Linked DNA regions of Homo sapiens: all the other regions are linked to region 1. The links are chromatin loops, found by intact Hi-C in ENCODE. Cell type or tissue: gastrocnemius medialis. All regions are shown on one strand. Region 1 has its middle 87 kb from the start of PLCL2-AS1. Region 2 overlaps PLCL2 (phospholipase C like 2). Region 3 overlaps TBC1D5 (TBC1 domain family member 5). Region 4 overlaps TBC1D5 (TBC1 domain family member 5).

Region 1 (5,000 bases):
GCCAGATCGGTCTCAAACTCCTGGGCTCAAGTGACCCACCCACCTCAGCCTCCCAAAGTGCTGGGATTACTAGCACAAGCCACTGTGCCTGGCCTGAGTATGGGTAATTTATAAAGAAAAGAGGTTTAATTGGCTCACAGTTCCACAGGCTGTACAGGAAACATGATGCTGGCATTTGCTCGACTTCTGGGGAGGCCTCAGGAAACTTACAATCATGGTGAAAGGCGAAGGGGAAGCAGGCACTTCTTCCCATGGTGGGATCAGCAGACAGAGAGAAGGAGGAGGTGCTACACACTCAACAAGGTCTCCTGAGAACTCTATCAGGAGAACAGCACCACAGGGGATGGGGCAAACCCGTTCATGAAGGATCCACCCCCATGATCCAATCACCTCCCACCAGGCCCCACCTCCAACACTGGCGATTACAACTGGACATGAGATTTGAGCGGGGACACAGATCCAAACCCAGGGTGACCCACTGGGAGACTGGCATCCAGTCGAACCTGAGCCTTGGTCCCTTCTCCCAACCTGCGGCACAAGAATCACACCAGTAAACATTTCATCTCAGGGAGGACGTTCCTTCTTGGATTCTCTCCCACAGGACCCCTTCCTACCCCCACTGCACCCATTCCTCTCAGCTTGGCCCAAGATGGCCTCTTCCTGACCTGGCCCCAGCCTGCTCACTTGGTCAGTTGAATCAAAGAACATCAGGAATTTGTGGTGTGCTCAAAACACAAGGGAACCTCCAGCAGCTCTGAGGCCATCTGAAACACTCTCGAGGACAAAACTTTTAAGGATAAGGGGGTAAAGTGGCAAGAGGGCCTGATGTGGTCTTTGAGGACCACTTCATGTTTTGAAATTTAGGTGTTTGCAGCCAATATTAAAAAACAGAGATTGCACATGAAAATCGGGATGCATGCCTCTCTTAACGCCTGGGAAGCTCTGTCCGTGGAGCCCACAGCAGGGCTGGACGGGGTGAGCCAGTGAGGCACGCAGGGGCTCAAGGTAAGGAGCCCACCCCTTCAGGCAGCGGCTCCGCGTTCGCTAGGCCTGATGTGGGTCTGGTGGGTGTCTGTATTTACCCCAAGGGACCCTCGAGAAGTCAGGCCACATCCTATGCCTCCTGCTCCCTCTTTTTTCTTTCTTTTTCTGAATTGGCAGCCTATTTTATTTTCTTGAATTAGAATTTACATACAATAAGGTAGATATTAAAGGCTCAACCCATTGATTTCTGACAGATGTTGTCACCTGTGTAAACACCACACCGTCAAGATACAGAATATTCCATCATCCCAGAAAACTCTCTCAGGTCCCCCCAAGTCCTGGCCTCCCCCAAGGCAACCACTGATGTGTGTTCTATTGCCAGGAGCCTTTAGCCGGTTGCAGAACTGCTCAGGAATAGAGTCCCGCAGGGTCCTCAACTGCTATGAAAACAGCTCCTTTTCATCACTAGTGGCATGCCGGTGTGTGGATGTACCATAGCTGGTCTGAACAATTGAGGAGTTTATGGGCTGTTGTGAACACGGCTGATGCATGAACAAGCACCTGTGGGATTTGCTGAATCTCTTAATTGGTCACTTTCATGGGTGGGGGAAAGAAGGTTGATTGGCACCAGTCTTCTGACCCCATTCCCTCCCCCAGCTTTGAAAGATTTAGCTCCATGTTATTTGCCCACCCTTTCTTCAGGGTCTCCCAGGAGTGGATTTGCAGGAAGGAGCAGGGAGGGAAGGGGAGTGGTCAAAGATGGAAGTTTAGTGGAAGACACAAGTCAGAACACACATGCGCACATGCATGCACACACACAAACACATGCATGCACACACACAAACATGCATACACACGCATGCACACACATGCACATGCACACACACACAGGTGCACACACTACCAAGCTGCAGGGTCATGGAGTTGCGGATCCTCTCAGATCAGATCTGCGCTTGGAGGCTGCATTTCATAGATCAGTCTCTTTTCCAGGGCCTGTCATGCCTCTAATTCTATGCACCCAGTGCAGAGCTGCCGGGTTTGCCTTTCTACAGAGACATTATTTGCTCATGTCACCCACCACTCAGGTGCCTTTCATGGGTTCTCTTTGCCCATCTGAGTTCCACAGGCCACAGATGGCCATTTCCTCCACCTCACACCCGACGACACACCGCATGCTTGTTCTGACCCAGCCCTTTGTGGTTGCTGAGCCTTGGGCTGGGAGGATCAGCCCCCACGCTGTGCCCAGGATGTGCCCCATCCCCTCTGCTGTCATTACTTTTGTGAGCACCTAGGAGCAGGGCCAGATGGCAAGAGAGCCATGGATCCTCTCCTGGGCCACACCTTGGTGCTCAGGCTATGACAGCAGAGGTCTGCCCTGACCAGGAGGAGCCAGTGCTGTGGAAACTGACCTGGCTCCTCAGCCTCCCTTGGCTGCCACGTGGGGGCCCTCCAGGCTCTGGGCACACCAGTCCCCATGCCCCTCAAATGCGCAGGTGAACATGAATGCTACCCTTGCTCAAATATAAGTGACCTCCAAATATCAAGTTCTCCCAGTAACGTCTGTCAGGTTGTCTTGTGACCACCTAGACATTTAGTGATCAAGATAAACTAGTCAAATGTCCCATGTAATACTTGCCTTATTCATTGGTTGCACATAAATCCTAAACGTCTCTCGAAACTGGCATGTCCTGTGCCTGATGGTGAAGCTGCTCTGCTTTGCCAGGAACAGCCCTCTGGTGGGGGTAAGGGTGGAGGTGGGTCCAACTGAGAGTAAATTCCCTATAAGGGGCCGGGACAGAATGTACCGCCAGATTACTACCCGCACCCCCTACCACCCCGAAAGTACACATATCGCTCCCCTTTAGAGGGACCAGGACTGGCTGGTATCCCTGAGGTGTCCAATTGCAGCCAGCCCTGACTCACCCGTGTCCTCATGCCAAGGGCTCTGGACTGGGCCAGAAAGAGGCAGAGACAGAGGAAACAGAGCGCTAGAGAGGGAGACAGAAAGGGAGAGACAGAGAGAGACAGTGATAGACACAGAGAGATAGCATCAGAGAGAGGAGGAGAGAAATAGAGACAAAGCCTTAGAGATACTGAGACAGAGACATTTAAAGACAGAGACAAAGAGATAAGTAGAGACACACAGAGATACAGAGACATACAAAGAGAGACATGCGGACGCACAGAGACGAGAGAGAAAGAAACAGAGCTAAAAAGTGGGGTGGCGGTGGGGGAAGACAAAATCTGAAACAAAAAACAAAACAAAACAAAAGTCTCTCATTGGCGGCTGAACAGGGATCTAATCACCAGGCTCGTCCAGCCTTTCATGTCTGGCAAACTTCTTGAACTGCTGGAAAGATCAAACGCACACAGCTCTTCATGAGTCTAAGACCCTTTTCACCCAGCCCCACATCCCAACCCCAGAAGGCTTTCTCCGAAGGGGCTTTGAGAAATTAAGTTAAAGGCTTTAGAGTCATGGCCAGGAATGCAAGCCCCACCCACCCTACTGCACCCCAGAAGCATGCCCCAGAATAAGGCCACACCAGGGCCCCCAGCATCCTCACCTTCTGCAGCGCAGCAGAGGCCCTGTGAGGAGCCAACCAAATGCTGCCCACCACCACGTGGTGAGTCTCCAGGGAAACGCCAAGACCCCTTGTCCACCTCTCAGGGCCCAACAGAGGACCCCGGGCTCCACAGCAAAGGCAGTGCAAACAGGGAAAGGGATGCGCGGTGCATCATTGCCTGATCGGGGAATGGCTGTGCTGTGTGTGTGTGTGTGTGTGTGTGTGTGTGTGTGTGTGTGTGTGTGTGTGTGGTGTGTGTCTGTCTGTCTCAACACAGCTGTCACCCCGAAGAGGCCAGGAAAAGGGATGCTTCCAAATACAATCGGCATAAAGAAACCTGGAGCCACAGAAGGTCCAGACCAGGAGACAGCAGAATGATTTCAGGGTTGGAACAAAGGCTGGTTCGCTGTGCAAGAGCAGGTCCACCAGCAGCACCAAGTGCTGCCCCGAGCCTGGGATTAAGTGTTTTCTGCTGTGTCACAGACACAGGCCAAGGTGGGCTGTGCTGCCGTGGGCTGGGTGGACGGGCACCCATGTTGCAGGTCATGGCAGCACCACACAGTCCGTAACGATGTGGTTGCATGTCTGTTTCCAACTCCTTGGCCAGGGGAGACTTCCTTTTGGTTTGCTGCCCAACCATGCAAACACCTGCACCTGCAGCCCTGAAAAAATATACCACAGTTGTTGTGCCCTCTGCCCAGGAAGAAATATTCAAAGACAAAATCGCTGCATAACAATGTGACTTCATTGAAAAGCAGCCCCTCCAGCTCAGCAAGTCAGTCCACAAGTGGGCTGTCCCCTACGCACCCAAACTAGCTGCATTTTCAGCCTTACCCAGTGACCCTCTTCAGGTCACTTGGCTGCACAGGAACCCACCACGTGGCCAGGGCCGTGGAATCTGTTGATGGATCAAATTTGGCTCAGAGCTCATGGACATCCACCTCTGCACTCAGAAGACTGTGCCGCAAACACTGGGACCCGCTGCCCAGGAGTGCTTCTCCCTGCCCAAAATGCACAGAGCCAGTTGACAGGAGAGGAGAAGCAGGAGAGAAGTGTGGATAAATCCTTACCACCACATCTCTTGGCTGGGGTAACTGATGAGAGGGTTTTACTCCACCTCCAGGAGCTCCCCAGGGAGGAGGAAGAAACTCCAGGTGCTGGCAGCCCGGATGGGCTTGAAAACAGTGCCCTGCCCTTCCCTGTCTCCCCACACCTGGTAGAGTTTTTGGGCATCACCTTCTAGATTAGCTACTTGTATTTGAGTCCTTGTCTCAGAGTCTGCTTCCGGGGAACCCCGACAAGACAAGTCCCCTGAGTGTCTAGGACTCTTAGGAGAGGAAAGAATGGATCTTGGTCCCCTGCTCTGTCTTCTCCTCCTCAGGCACAAGGGGCCCCCTCAGGGCCAGGGAATGGCTTGGGCTGCTGGCACTGCTTGCCTGGGAAAGGCTCCAG
Region 2 (5,000 bases), 52 kb after region 1:
AAGGTGGAGCAAACCCCGGGCTGGGTTCAGCACCAACACTACCTCTAACAGACTTTTTGACACCAGGCAATGCATTTTTTATTTTCATCTGCAACTTTGGCATCTGAAAAAGAAAGTGTAGGACTGAATGATCTCTCAGACTCCTTCAATTATAAAATTGTTGACTCTAAGCCTGTATAAACTACAATAAATTACATGTGTCTTACTATCAGTTATTCAAATCACATATTAGATAATGCCTGTCATTACTAGAAATGTAGAATTTTTTTCAATTTCATTATACTTTAAAAGATAGAAATTTTTCATGATTTCTGGATTTTTCACTTTAAATTGAATATTGCTATTTACTTCCAGCTAAGTTTAAGTATTTTTAACAATCTAAGTTATACATTATTTCATTTCTCATTCTGTAAGTTTACTTTTAGTTCTCTATTTTCTATTCATTTTTACCCCGTGTAGAGTTCATTTCTGAGCTAAGGGCCTAAGCTACTGGCTGGTGGTTAGTTGGGTGTGCAGGGAACAGCAACATTATCCAAGGAACAGGCTTATTTTCCAACGAATTATATCCAGAGAAGGGCAGTGGAGATGGCGTACCTTAACTTAAGCACACTATTAGAATGCAAATGACAAGAACTGAGCAAAGAATTGTTTTTTTAAGAGGATATTGAGGAGACTGGACAGAAACAAATGAACAACAGCGCCTGAGCATCTCTTGAACTGTGAGGAAATCACTAATAAGATACTCAGCTGAAGATTACATATACTTATCTGGCTCACATACCTGAGTCAATGAATAGAAAAGAAGGGATTGTTGAAGATTTAGAGTAAATATTTACCCTTCCAAAATTTGAAAGCAGTTTTGGTTTGGGAGAAGCAGTAATTAGGCTGCAGTGTTCAGTATCTTGAAAGCACGAAGTCTCACTGATTTGCAAAATAAAAGCTTGGATTAAAAACTCAGCTGGCAGAAAATTATCTTTCAAAAGTGAAGGAGAAACAGAGACTTTCTCAGACAAACATAAATTGAAGGAATTTGTTGCCAGTAGAACTGGAGGAAAGCTACACCTTCTCCTGCCCCTCTAACTACTTTTGACTTACTCTTTGCCAGATTCTGAGGTGCACATTACTACAGACCTAATTCAGAAGCATCAAGAGGGCAGCTGTGGGTATCTCGGTTCACTTTACAGTCAGCTGCTGTTGCTTAAAGCTGTTGAAACCTTACCAAAAGCAAAATAAGGTCAGCCCCGACAAGCAACTTATTTTTGACAAAGCTGTTCAAGTAAGTGGCTACACTTAAGAGTAGAATATTTTGAGCTAGAAATCTTAAAAGTTAAGGCTTCATTAAACACATGTACTGCTATTGGAGAAATATCATAAAACATCTTTTTAATGTGAACACTACTTCATACAATGAAAAACTATTTACAATGTATTGTTTCCAGATTGGCTGCTTTTACATCATCTCTACCCATGTGCTGACTCGGCATGTATCTTCAGCCAGGGAGCTTCAGTCCAATTGCACATTCTCCTCGATGGCTCTCCAAGGACCCCGGGGATTCAGGGAACCCGTCCACTTACATTCTCTTTAGTAATTATGGCTCAGCAAGCATGCCACCAAAATCATCTAGAACCCAGAGACTCTGGCAACCCCATATAAGTAAAAATGTGTAGATCAGGTTTTTTTCTCCAATAAATAATAATTTGACAATCCAATCCATTTCCATCTTAAGAAATTGTTTTCACTTAGGAAAATGTTTCTCAGTGGAGCTAGAGTGAATAATCTTTCTTCATACTGGAACTGAGTTAGAATGTCTTTGTATACAAATATAGCATATTTTGGCCAGCAATATAATTGCCTGTTAAAGAGTTTATTTGCCTTCACACGCAGGATTGCTACATACATTCACAGTTTTAATAGACTGTAATTAGCTATTCCAGTTGTGCTTTAAAATCCCGAATATTATTCTCATTAGTGAGTGCAAAGCAAATGTCCCATCTGACTACAATTGGTCCTAGAGTTATAAACTCCATAATGGTTTATTGTAAGTTTCCTCATTCTCCAGTTTCATCGTTTGCTTTTTCGGGTATGACTTCCAAGCTCCGGCGTGGCTTCTGGACATCAGCATTTTCGGTGCCTGGTTTATTCAGTCCACATGAAACAGCAGCAAAATGGATTTGTTTCAGGTTCTCCAATGTCTCATTCTTAGCATATTTCAAAAGATCTGCTTGTCCCTATAACAAAACATGCAATTAAACAGTATTAGATATGACATAACTTAGTGTTATACTTCAACAATATCTATCTTTCACTGAAATAGAAGTATTCTGATTCCACAAGAAGGCATAATTATTTCTTATTGGCACTGCATCTGAATAGGTCAATTTTAATAAAAAGTGAGTTTGTTTTCCCAGTTTCAACACCACACTCCAAGAGTATGCTGCCTTTCTGGCCCTTTCTATTTATAGATCTGCATGGGGTTCTGTGTGCATGAACTATTCCTGTCTATCCTGGTTAAAATTACATCTTTCATTAGTTGTTTGGCCAATCTTGTTTTTTCCCTTTTAAGGTTTGATTAAAAAAAAAACTTTTTATTTTGAAATAAGTATAAACTCACAGAAGGATACAAATATAGTACAGAGAGGTCTTGTATACCCTTTCCCAAATTTCCCCCAATGGTTATGTCTCACATAACTATAGCACAATATCAAAACCAAGACACTGATGGGGGTACAAAGTGTGCCTATGCTTCTGTGTGACTTCATCACATGTGTGGGTTCACGTAACCACCGTGGCAACCAAGGCACAGCACTGCACCAGCACCACCAGGAAGTCACACCCACCCCTCCTCTCCACCATCCCTAAACCCTGGCAACCACTAATCTGTTCTCCATCTCTGAAGCCCACACAGCCTTTGGTAAGTGCTGGCAGCCGTGGGCACGCAGCAGGTCCTCACTGAGCATTTGCTGAAAGAAAGAGTGAAGCAAAGGATTTTCTACTTTGGATATACTTTCTCAGCCAAATTTTAATTTCTTTTCTGAGGTCTGACCATCAACTTGATCTATATGCAGTATAACATGATATAGGTCAGAAAACAGTGGGCGAATTGAAGCACAGTCACTGGGAGTCTGGAATCGGTGCTGACAATGGGCCAATGAAGTTTGTCACCCTCTTTGCTCTTGACATTTTGGACCAGAGAATTCTTTGGAGGTGGGGAGCTGTCTTGTGTATTTTCAGATATTTAGCAGCACCCCTAGCATACCCTAATGTTTGCAGACATTGCTAACTGTCTCTTGAGTGGGAGGGTGAGCTACCCCCAGTTGAAAACCACTGGGCTAATGCATCAGCCAACAATTCCAAAATTATCGAGCAGAAGAGATGATGTGGTGCTCTATTGCTGTAAATTCCAACACTCCTACTTTGCTTTTTTGTTCTATTTTTCCTTCCAAATTTAACCTGCCTTCCACTAACAGTTTTTTCTACTTACACTATTACCTTTTCTTCTTTCTCACTCTCCTTGCTTGCTATTTTTTCCCATCCCCTTGGGTTCTCAATTTATTCTATTATTTTCTTTATGATTCCTCTGTAGTTTGACTTTTCTTTGTCCTACTTACACCTCCTCCGCCTTTCCCTCTTTCTGAACTGCCTCCCAGTGTGGGTCCCCTTTAAGGCATTCCTGTCCAGCAGGAGCTTGGGGCCAGCTGCAGAGAGCAATGGGTAGGGACTTACCTTGGCTGGCAAATGGACTATAGTCAAATGTCAGCCACTGGTGAGATCAAATTGCAAGGCAATTTTAAACCGTCATGAGGCCCAAATCCACAGAACAGTTTGCTGCCTACCACTTACCATGCATGGTTTTCCTGCTTTACAGAGTCCTTTAATTAGTAACTATAAATAGATGTTCCCTTGCGTAGATTAACTAAAGGAGCTTCATTTTTATTCATTCTTACTAGTCACTGAACTCACATGTTGAAAATTTACTAGTTATGAGGTCTTTGTATATATAGCATATTGTGTCAGGAGTATAATTTCATGTTAAATAGTGTATTTCCCTTCACAAGCAGAATTGCTACACACATTCACAGTTTTAATAGACTAACTAGTCTTTGTGTTTTAAAACTCCAAATATTATTTTTTAAAATTAATAAACTTTAATTTTTAGGACAGTTTTAGGTTCACAGCAAAACAGAGCAGAAACCACAGAGAGTTCCCTTACGCTCCCTCCCTACGCAAACCTTCTCTAGTAGCCACATCCCGCACCACAGTGGTATACTTGTTACAATCAATGAACCTATGTTGCCACATCCCCTCAAGTCTATTGCCTAAATTAGGGCTCACCCTTGGTTTTGTGTATTCCATGGGTTTTGAAAAATGTATAACAACATCTATCTACCCTTACACGATCATGCAGAATAGTTCCACCACCCTAAAATTCCTCTGTGCTTTGCTAGTCATCCTTCCCCACTCCCAACCCCTGGCAACCATTGATCTTTTTATTGTCTCCACAGTTCTGCCTTTTCAACAATGTCGTCTAGTTGGAAACACAGTGTGTAGCCTTTTTGGATTGGCTTCTTTCGCTTAGTAATATGCATTTAAATTTCCTCCATGTCGTCTCATGGCTTGATAGCTCATATCTTTTTAGTGCTGAATAATATTCCATTGTCTGGATGCACTGCAGTTTATTTATCCATTCATTTACTTCAGGACATCTATGTTGCTTCCAAATTTTGGCAATTAAAAATAACTCTGCTATAAGCATCTGTATGCAGATTTTTGTGTTGACATAAGTTTCCAATTCATTTAGGTACATTCCAAGGGGTATGATCGCTGGATCATATGGTAAGAGTATGTTTAGTTCTGTAAGAACTACAGATAGTTTGACAGTTTCTTCCAAATTGTCTGCACCATTTTGCATTTCCACCAGCATAAATGAAAGTTCCTGTTGTTTCACATCCTCGCCAGCATTTGGTGATGTTAGTTTTGTATTTTGGCTACTGTAATAGAT
Region 3 (5,000 bases), 50 kb before region 1:
CCCCAACCCAGACCTACTAAATCAGACTCTGCATTTTAACAAGATCCCCAGCTGATTTTTATTCATATTAAAGATCGAAAAAATTGATATTAATAACATTAATTGAATACCAAATAAGGAATGAGATTTTCTACATATAAAGCAAGCTTCAAATATATCCTAGTGTGAGCATGTTCTCCTTGTAAATGGTGGCTAAGTGCTAATAGTTATAGAACACCTTCTGTAAGTGTGTCCTCTGTTCTAAGCATTTTACATGTATTAGCTATTTTAATCCTCAAGCAACGCTATAAGGTCACTGCTAGAATTGCTTCCTATTTTACAAATTAGAAAACTGAGGGAAATAGAGTCTGTGGTTAGCGCTATCTACAAAAGAAGTTATTAGTCATAACTGGGCAATGAAGAATTTCTGCCTTATCAGGTAGACCCGAAGAATAAAAAGGGGTAAGAAATGAAGATCTTTTTTAGTCCCTCAATAAAACTTATAAGCAACAGCTGAATATAAAGGGAAATTTCTTTCCCTTAATTTTGTGAACCTTACATGCACTATTTTTAAAATATTTGTAATCCATACCCCATATGTCGCACCCACGGCAAGCATGTGATCTGAATTAATTATTTTAACCTGCCAACACCTGACTTCAAAAAGAGATTTGAAACTCTTCGCATGTAAACCAATGAAGAGAATGTGAAGTTGATATGTAATTTGTCAATTCTAGGGATATGCTATAAGTCAAGTAGCAATTTGGTAGAGAAAATTTTTGCAGGGAAAAATAAAGGTTTCTCCCTATACTTGACCTTGTGGTCTTGCCCTGCAGCCCCTGTTGGGCTCCTGAAGAGAAGGGGTTTGAATGATCACTATCTATTAGAGCCAGCTGAAGCAGCACAATCAGCGAGGAGCTCTGGGCTGGAGAAAGCCTGACTCATGCCTCACCGGGCCACCCCAATTTTATCACAGGCAATTTTTAACTTTATAAATTATAAGGAGTCAGTATTGTTTAATGTAGAGGTTTTATCCAAGTTTCTGGGGGAAACTAAAGGAGTGAAAAGTGATACAAAATCCTGTGGAGTTTAGGTTTTAGTGACTTTGCTGTAGCCTTCAATAGTCAGGAAGGAGCACTGCTAGTACAGGAGGATGTGGGGTAGAAGGAAAAGGGCTCAGTGATTGTTATGAAAACCCATCCTGTCGGGACAAATCCAGTGTTCCCTGGTAGTGAGGACGTCAGCGGTGGGACACCGCAGTGCTTCAGTGGCTGAAAAACAAGGAAGCCTACCAGTGGGATTTCTGCTACTTGCCCAGCTACCTGGCCATACAAAAGCTGCTTTATTTGTAAACAAGAAGGGGTTGAAATAAATGATCTCTAAAGACATTTCCAGTTCTGAAATGATATAATTGGATAGCATAAATGTGACATCTTGAGCTTTGAATTTCAGTTCAAAATTTCTAAAGGCCATTTCCATTTACATTTAACTTGTTTGTTTACATCCTGTCCAAAAATGGGAACTGCTATTTACTGGGGGATTTTGTAAGCATCTTTATTTTTAAAATATCTTTAAGAATCACGTTATTTCTAGGCAACCCATAAAGAGCAGCATCCACTAACGTTCTCATTTTAATCATATAGAAGGAAGCCCTTTACCATAAGAATGCTATACTACTCCAGGTTTGCACATGGGACAAAATATGCTAATTATTTACCTTTTTTTTTTTTTACAATTTATTTCATAGAAGTTTCTCTATTTAGTGTCGTTTAGAATACAGATTTGTTTAGAGTATAGAATATTACTTGGAGTTTGATTTGGAATCAGTTATGTCTTTTTTCTCCTTGGCAATCACCTTTCACTTTTTTCTTCTCTATTATGTTATTTGCATTATTTGATTTTCTTATTACAAAAATATGATCCAATTTCATTGTAGAAAATCCACCGAAAATTAGCAAAAAGGAGAGAAAAAATCACCCATAATTCCACCATTTGAAAGAAACCAATATAAACTATTTGGGGACTATCCATTATTTTTTTCTATGCATATATATATATTTTTTGAAATCAGAATCATTGTTTACCTACTACTTTGTAACCTGTTTTCCCAATTAGTATGTGATATGTCGTTCTTAAATGTTCTCCTATAAATACATTTTAAAGGTTGCATAAGTTGGGTGCGATGACTCATGCCTATAATCCCAGCACTTTGAGAGGCTGAAGCAGGCGGATCACTTGAGGGCAGGAGTTTGTGACCAGCCTGACCAACATAGTGAAACCCCATCTCTACTAAAAATATATTTAAAAAAAAAAAGCCGGGTGTGGTAGCAGGTGCCTGTAATCCCAGCTACTTGGGAGGCTGAGGCAGGAGAATCGCCTGAACGTGGGAGGCAGAGGTTGCAGTGAGCCAAGATCACACCACTGCACTCCAGCCTGGGCAACAGAGCGAGACTCTGTCTCAAAAAAAATAAATAAAAAATAAGGTTTGCATAGCATACTGTTTATAAATGTTCCACAAGTTACCCAAATCACCCATCATTAGACATTTAGGATTTCTGTGAGGTGCCTATGCCCATATGTGTGCATGTTGCCATTGAATGTGTGATGAATATCCTGGGAGTTATTCTTGCATGCATTCATAATCCTTTGAAATAACTTTCTAGGATTGTATTAAAATTCAGAGACAATAAAATTCACATTTATTGAGTGTTTACCATGTCCTAAGCACTGTGCAAAGTATTTAATCTGGAAAACCTAATGTAATTCAAATCCAGTCCTCCAACAAGCACATGAGGTAGAAACTATTATTATCACCATTTTGTAAACAGGAAACTGAGGCTCAAAGAACTTTGCTATCTGGTCAGAATCACAGAGAAGGTAAGTGTCAAGCCTAGTATATACTGATTTTAAGGCTTGTGATTTATATTCCAGCTTGTTCACCAGTATGGCTGCACAGCTTCACACCTCATACCACTTATTTTAATACTCTTAAAAAGTCTTCTTTGTGCTCTTCTTCTATTTTTTCTGGTGGTATCTTCCTCTGCTGATACCATATGCTTCTGACTTGGATTTCATTCACACCGTGTATGTGTTTTGCCCTTGTGTACACCACAGCTTCCTCCGAACATCCGTGGCCTTTCCACTTTTTCTCCTTGAGACTTTCCGTTTCCTTTACTTCCCACTTCTTGTTCACCCATCTGCTCAAGAAAGACTGGGCGTCTTTCCTGTCTTCTGGTTGCTATATTTAGCCTGTTCCTGCTGCCTACAGTTAGTGTTGGTTCCCTTGTCTGCTTCTCTTGTGATCTGAGGACACCCACTTAGAAGCTAAGCAGAACTCCACCTCAGTGCCATTCCTGCCTCACTATTCCCCTGGAGTTTGAATTAGTCCATGGACAGAAACACCACTGCAGCCTGTATAATAATCTGTCAGCATGGTGTGTGTTGGGGGCAGTGGCCACAGTAGTCTGCATGTCAAACCCCAACCCCGAAAACATAATTATGTGAAGTGAAAATGCAACAGGGATGAACAGAAGAGGAAGGGAAGCCTTTCTGCTGAACCTCAGCTCGTACTATCCCCATGTTCTGGCTCAGCTCAGTGACTGCCTGGTTGCCTAGGTGCCATACTTTCCTGCCTCCTAAAACATCTTTCCTTATTATTTTGTCTAAGCCAAGACTCTCCTTCTTCAGGACCCCTCAAAAACACTAGAAAACCTCCTTTCCTTTCCACATACACAAATTGAAATCATCTTCCCTTTCCAGAATTGTAAGGAGTCCTCTCTCACGTCTCTTCTACAGAACTTATCTTGTACCTCTCTTGGCTTTCTGTACAGGTTTGACCATCCTCTAAACTTTTTCAGTGGCCATGTTTTAGTCATTATTGTATTTCTCACAAGGCCTAACACAATGCAAACAAACATCACTTTTGAAAAAATTAATATATGAATGAATAATAAACTATGAAAGTTTATCCTCTTTTTAACAAAGAAATAGCAGGACTACATTGAATTAATTAATAAAATTGACATATTAAATTTAAACAGCTGAGATACCTAACATTTCAATAGAAGTCTAATGATGCATCAACTATTTGGGGCAGAATGATAGAAACACCACTTATTAAAAAGCAAATTCAAAAAACAATTTCTTCAGATTATTTAGTCAAAAAGAAAATCATTCAACAAACAACAAAACAATACAGCCAATCATATCTGAATGTTTTTGAAGGAAAACAATTTAATAAGCAATTTGGCATTAGGGCTCAGCATTACAGCTGGTGAATCTCAGGTAAAGGAAACTGAAATATGGGATTATTCATGGGAAGGACCATGGTAATGGAGCATAGGAAGGGATGTGTACACAGGGAAGAAATGAGAGTAGCAGGCCAAGTGACTTGGGTTCTCAAAGAGCTATCTAAACCTTAGCATACACTTCCAGAGACTGTGGCTTACAGAGGAGTAGGCCATATTTTATGTCGGAGATAATGAGAGAATATACCTCAGAAGTTTGTGTGAAGAGTAAACATGTTAATACAGCAAAGCTCAGTGTCTGGCGTATTACAATCAATATGAAGGGATTTGATGCTAGTTATTTTTCTCTTCTTATAGAGTGGCCCTCATCTTCTGGTCCTTTGCTATAGGGCACCAATTACAATTGGTGATGTTGCACATTGTAGTCTACAGGTGGCCCAACTTTATCCTCCTCTATCAATTTCTTGCCTTGTACATTAGTTTGCTATCCCATGCTTAAGACGGTGATGGGCTCTTAAGCTTTAATTAATCTTTCTGGGCTAAGCTACATAAAGGTTTTAAAGCCAGAAACTAATGTTTTCCAACAGTGAATCATAAAACTTTGTATTTAAATCCATTTCACTGTCTTAACTTGATTATAAAAAAATTTTTTTAAAGAAAGAATAATTACCTTTATTGAGTGTCTGCTCTGTGCCAGATGCTGTGTTCTCCATATGTTCTCATTTTGTTCTCCCCCGATCCTGCCAGGTGGGGTTGAGTAGACCAAGGAATTAA
Region 4 (5,000 bases), 93 kb before region 1:
AAAAATACAAAAATTAGCTGGGCATGGTGGTGCATGCCGGTAGTCCCAGCTACTCAGGAGACTGAGGCAGGAGAATCATTTGAACCTAGGAGGCGGAGGTTGCAGTGAGCCAAGATCGTGCCACTGCACTCCAGCCTGGCAACAGAGCCAGACTCCATCTCAAAAAAAAAAAAAAATCTCGTTGAAAATTACATTATTTTCTTTTTAACGTAGAGCTGTCACACATTTTTTTAAAAAAAGAGACCAAAGCATTAGCATATTGTAAATGTATTTTAATGCCAGGAGATATACCCATTTCCAGAATGGAAATGAATGTTATTTTACATATTTCTTAATTGTACTGTTTTATTGTTCTAAACAAATACGATTTCAATATTGCTTTGATAACAAGCTGTAGTCAGTTGTAATTCTAACTGATGGCAGGCAAATGAGTCAGAGAATCTCTTAATGTTGTAGCTTAAATTTTCTGAGGAACTAAGCCAAATGACTAGAAATATAAAGTTTTGTCTCCAAGGAAATGTCAAGTATTAATATCACAGTAAGTGAGAAAGGAAGTGCATGGAGATGGAACAATTGATGAAAACCAAGTCCCCAGTTATAAGGAGACAACAGAGCACTTAAGCAAAGTATTTGGAACATGATTATCACTAGGGCATTTTAACTGATCCCTGTGCTGAAAGGAAGTAGCCTTGTTTGGCAACCCTTCTATATTTGTACTTGTGTTTTGTTCTTCTCATGTCAATCTACCAAAAAAAAAAAACAAAAATTTGTTTACCTTCAGATTAATGATAAATGTTCCTGCTAATGCTCCTTCCCTCACAAAGGTATGGATAAAACAAAAGGCAAAGAGAACGGTTTGTGGAAGTAGACGATAGAAGATAGTGTAGTTTGCTGCTCTTCTCTATTCATCCATTGATGAGCCCTAAGCAACACCCTGAAGCTCTCTGACCCTCTTCTTTCCTCACCCTGAAATAAGAGATTTGGGCTAATCCCTGGAGAGTCTCCCACCTCTAAAAATCTATGGTTGTTTTGGTAGAATATGTATTAACTCTACAGTGAAAAATACTTCTCCAACATTGGTTCTTTATGCTGGTATTTCCCACATGTATCCTGCTGTGCTGTCACACTGAAAGCTGCAAGCATATCACCTGGTCCCATAGATCAGTGAACACAATATTCAGCCTGTCAGGAGGCTTGTGTTGTGAAGTGATTTCTCTCTCAGAACAGAGTCATCTACTTAGTGCCTTTGAGGAAAGATAATGTAATAGTCTTTTTAGTGTACTCTGCTGGAAAATTTGAAAGTTATGTTGAAAAATGGTTGTTTATAAAGATGAAACTGTTTATGGTTTTCATAATCAGTTAACTTTCAATTACTTGTGCTTGTATGCTTAGATAGGGGGACAGTTGTGTTTGTAATCCAAACTCACATGTGTTGCTTGAAGTACATTCTGTAGTTTGTCTTTGTGTTGGGGTAGGATAGTGAAGGAGCAGCCCAGATGTTCCCTGTAATTGTTTTGGTGATATTTAATGTTAAAATGAGTTGTCAGTCTCTATACATTAATAAGTGATCTAGAAGCAGCAGAGTAAAACAGGTAGCAGGCACAGAATTGAAAATCTCCTTCAAAGATACAGAAAGTAGGCACGCCATTATCAGTGAATTTAGAGTACATATACTATGAAAATCTGGGGCCCATTTCCACTAAAAGCTGTTTATCACTTGTTTGTGGTATGTTCCTATTTATAGATTTTATTTCAATTATAGGAGACTAAATGTGTGTACTGTTAATTGATGATGATGGTATAATTACAACTTAACAGTTTCCGGATTAGCTGGCCATGCTGTAAGTCATAGTGGTCAGAACACTGAGGATATGTCATTTAACTCAAAAGTTGATTTTTTTTACTACTGTATATATTATATAAAAGCTCAAGGGGAAACAAGTCAATTAATCATAAATGATCATGCATAGAAAATATGATGCTTTTTTAAAATGCTTTTTTCTTTAGCCTGTTAGTCTGAAAATAGCATAGGCCTTCAGATGGTGATATATCCAGAGAATGATTCTGTTGACAGTGACTGTGCTTAGTGTTGAACTTTGTCATCCAGGAAGGAAATCAAAGAACCAAAAAGTCTTCCTTCCAAATGTTAGTGCACCTCAGGTTCTTCATGAGATTTCCTGTTATGCTCCTTTTCCTTTCTTATGTTCTTAAAATGCACTTGGTTTTTTTTTTTTCCTGTTTCCTTTGTCTATATTTTAAATTGCTTTTTTAATTTGAACATGTCATTATTTTAAGCACTTACTATAAGTCCAATTTGTAAATGAAATCTTGCCTACAATAAGTATATCAAGTGAAGGGTATGCAGTTCACAGGTTTATTTTTACATGTTGACATTTATAAGTACATGTGGTAACTTAAATCTTTTCATTACTTAATGTGAAATTAGAACTTATTGAGGACTTTATCTTATCACTGAAGAAGTTGGTTTCAAGTTAGTTAAAAATAAATTTTGTCTGATATAGGAGGAAATCAATTTCAAAAGAATGCCTATTTTTAAATAAATGACATATAACTTACTTTTGGATGAAAGGGAAAATATAAAATCACACTAATATTTGTAGCATCATGAAATATGCTCAGCAAAATCTTTTGATTGCTGAAGTTTCCTATACTCTAGTTGAAACTTGTTTGTGTTTTCTTTAAGAAAAACAAACACAAAACATTTCTAGAAAACATGCTCTTAAAGATTATTTTCTTTGAAAATATTTTATATTTTTCTAAGCTTGTGCATTATTTTCTTTTGTACTATATTTTTAGTAATTTGATTAAAGTATTAGAACATTCAGTATAAAAGAAAAGTGAAGTTGATTATTTCCTTTTTATGAAATCTAATTATTTTTTCTTATGAAATCCAGGCGATGTAGTTACAGGAAGCGATGCTCAGGTTTCTGTTCCTGTCCAGACTCTAACTGACCTCCAAGGTACAGTTACCATAACAACATAGTGTTTCTTTTTCTTTGCCTACAGTATTATCATTGCCTACTCCAAAACTCCATTTTTCTTTTTGCCCACCCTCCATTCATACTGTTTTCAATTCACTACCATTGTTCAGCCACTGAGTGGCACTATTGTTAAGAACAAAAGTCCCCTCTCATGTCATACCTTGGTGATGCCGAATATGGCTGTGATGTGGGTTTTCTATTAGGTGTGCACAAGCCTCTTTGCAAAATATGATTCACCCTGTATTTTGTGGTTATTATAACATAGTATACTTTGTGTGCCAGCTCACACTGAGGTGTTCTTTTTGTTACACTGGTGCTCTGTGACAGTATTTGACCAATTAGTTCTGAAAATAGACATCTTATGTGCTACGATTAGCCAGAAATACTTACATTTTGCCTGAAATAATTACAACCTGATTTTGAAATGTTTTTAAGTATTGCCTTTGAATTACGCATTATGTTAACACAATTAAAGTACAGTGTAGCAAATCTTCATTTATGGTAACTGGCAATGGTTTTAAAAAAAGAATGTTTAAATATCATATCCATTTGTTCAAAATATAGAAAATATAGTTTTTAAATAAATACAAAAAGTGATCATCTACCTCCTATGCAATTTTAAAACATATAAATACTTAAAGTGGCTGCATTAATCTTTTATTATGCAGTCTTTTAGATGAAATATGCGATAGAGAGGATTTCTGTGTTAAATGGAAGCCTAGAGTAACTTTAAGAATCTTCTATTCAAATTCAGACTAAAATGATAGCAGTATTAATTAAAATCCATACCATGTTTTTCTTAATTTAAAATACCACATAATATAGTGATGCTAGTAGTATTAAAATACTGTTTTAATAATGATATGTCCTCATATTATCCATTTTTTTAGGGGGGGTGGAACAGAAAAGAATGGGTTGTGATTAAGAGATTGATGTATTGGGTTAACTTAAAAAACAAAAACCCACCACATTGTGGCAATAGAGGAGTAAGCTTTCACTTCTATATATAGTTCTGTGTCTCACAGGTATAGTTTCTGGAGGTATTCTGGTAATTGAACCAGATGAACTTCAAGGGCTTTTCTAGCTCAGGGATTCCATGAAGAGCTGTTCACTCTTGCTGTCTGTTAAATGATCTACATAATAGAAGGGTATAATAGCATGGACAAGAGGAAAGGCAGATAATGTCTACATGATTTCTCTTTAGCTTTGCACTGAGATGAATGTTAATGTGATCATCTGATATGGAGAGAATTTACAAGACTTAAATTTGTTTTCTAAAATTAAATTCTGAGCCCCACAGACAACTTTTTAACATGTGTGTTGTTGTCCCAACATTAATTGCTACAGAGTAGATCTTTGGCTTCTCTGCAAGACATAGGATATGGAGCCCAATTTATACCTATGGAAAGAAAAGCTAAGAGTTGGCTTGCTTATTCTGACTTCTGCTTCTATGCTATTAATAAATCCAGTTTTTTTCCTACAAACCAGAGCCACAGGAGTAACGTAACTGTTTAACTAGAACTTCAAAGAGGGAGGTTATATTGTTTTGTTCAAATACCTCGTGTTATATAAGTAGAATTATCTCATTTGTTTATTCAACAAGTATTTATTGAGTGCCTGCTGCTGTGTCAAGCTCTGTTTTCACTGGTCCCTTGGCTTTCCTTACAGCTTTACCTGGTTGGTTGGGCATTACCTTTGCTTTAGGTGACCCAGTTAAGCCTACATAGTCGGGAACCAGCTCTTTTACTAGATACCCTATTCAGAATCACCTCTGCCTCCCATACCCTAGCAGAGATTGTATCAGTCTGATAAGGAAAGTTCCAGCTACTTTAATAGATGTGAATCACAAATAAACAGCTTTTAGTCTGTGGTGATGATTTTGACAATGATAGACAATGAGAGTACACCTACCTGATTTGGGGAAGTCACTTTTTGTCTTCCTCAACATATTCCCTGAAGAGTACCAAGAAGCAAGGGGAAGTAGAAGTAAACCAAAAT

What was found. Hi-C counts contacts between places; a loop is a spot of excess contacts. Peaks named below come from ENCODE experiments on the same cell type or tissue, not always from the same donor. Only the 100,000 strongest peaks of a DNase experiment are listed, where the experiment ranks them.
Region 2: it touches region 1 in a loop (7-fold over the local background); 8 of 110 quality-filtered maps call a loop at or near these places.
Region 3: a loop joins it to region 1, with 3.0 times the contacts of the local background. A loop is called at or near these places in 7 of 110 quality-filtered maps.
Region 4: a loop joins it to region 1, with 13 times the contacts of the local background. A loop is called at or near these places in 4 of 110 quality-filtered maps.

Annotation. Positions count from the first base shown.
Region 1 is chr3:17,138,712-17,143,711 of GRCh38, reverse strand. No RefSeq gene overlaps it. Among named protein-coding and RNA genes, the nearest start is that of PLCL2-AS1, 87 kb to the right of the region's middle. In gastrocnemius medialis, a CTCF peak has its summit at 2,417; DNase peaks (open chromatin) are centred at 2,411 and 2,881; H3K4me3 peaks cover 481 bases; H3K27ac peaks cover 2,206 bases.
Region 2 is chr3:17,086,962-17,091,961 of GRCh38, reverse strand. PLCL2 (phospholipase C like 2) reads right to left here. Exons shown (of 6, transcript NM_001144382.2): 6 at 1,358-2,229. The coding sequence ends at 2,050. Among named protein-coding and RNA genes, the nearest start is that of PLCL2-AS1, 35 kb to the right of the region's middle. In gastrocnemius medialis, no CTCF peak of the experiment used is centred here; DNase peaks (open chromatin) are centred at 1,165, 2,801 and 3,711; H3K4me3 peaks cover 1,542 bases; H3K27ac peaks cover 5,000 bases.
Region 3 is chr3:17,189,074-17,194,073 of GRCh38, reverse strand. The region is part of intron 19 of TBC1D5 (TBC1 domain family member 5); the gene reads left to right. Among named protein-coding and RNA genes, the nearest start is that of PLCL2-AS1, 140 kb to the right of the region's middle. In gastrocnemius medialis, no CTCF peak of the experiment used is centred here; DNase peaks (open chromatin) are centred at 2,203 and 3,233; H3K4me3 peaks cover 574 bases; H3K27ac peaks cover 4,728 bases.
Region 4 is chr3:17,231,666-17,236,665 of GRCh38, reverse strand. TBC1D5 (TBC1 domain family member 5) reads left to right here. Exons shown (of 23, transcript NM_001349074.2): 18 at 2,916-2,981. Among named protein-coding and RNA genes, the nearest start is that of PLCL2-AS1, 180 kb to the right of the region's middle. RefSeq lists enhancers at 2,922-2,991, 3,991-4,060, 4,435-4,729. In gastrocnemius medialis, a CTCF peak has its summit at 3,084; no DNase peak of the experiment used is centred here; H3K27ac peaks cover 2,408 bases.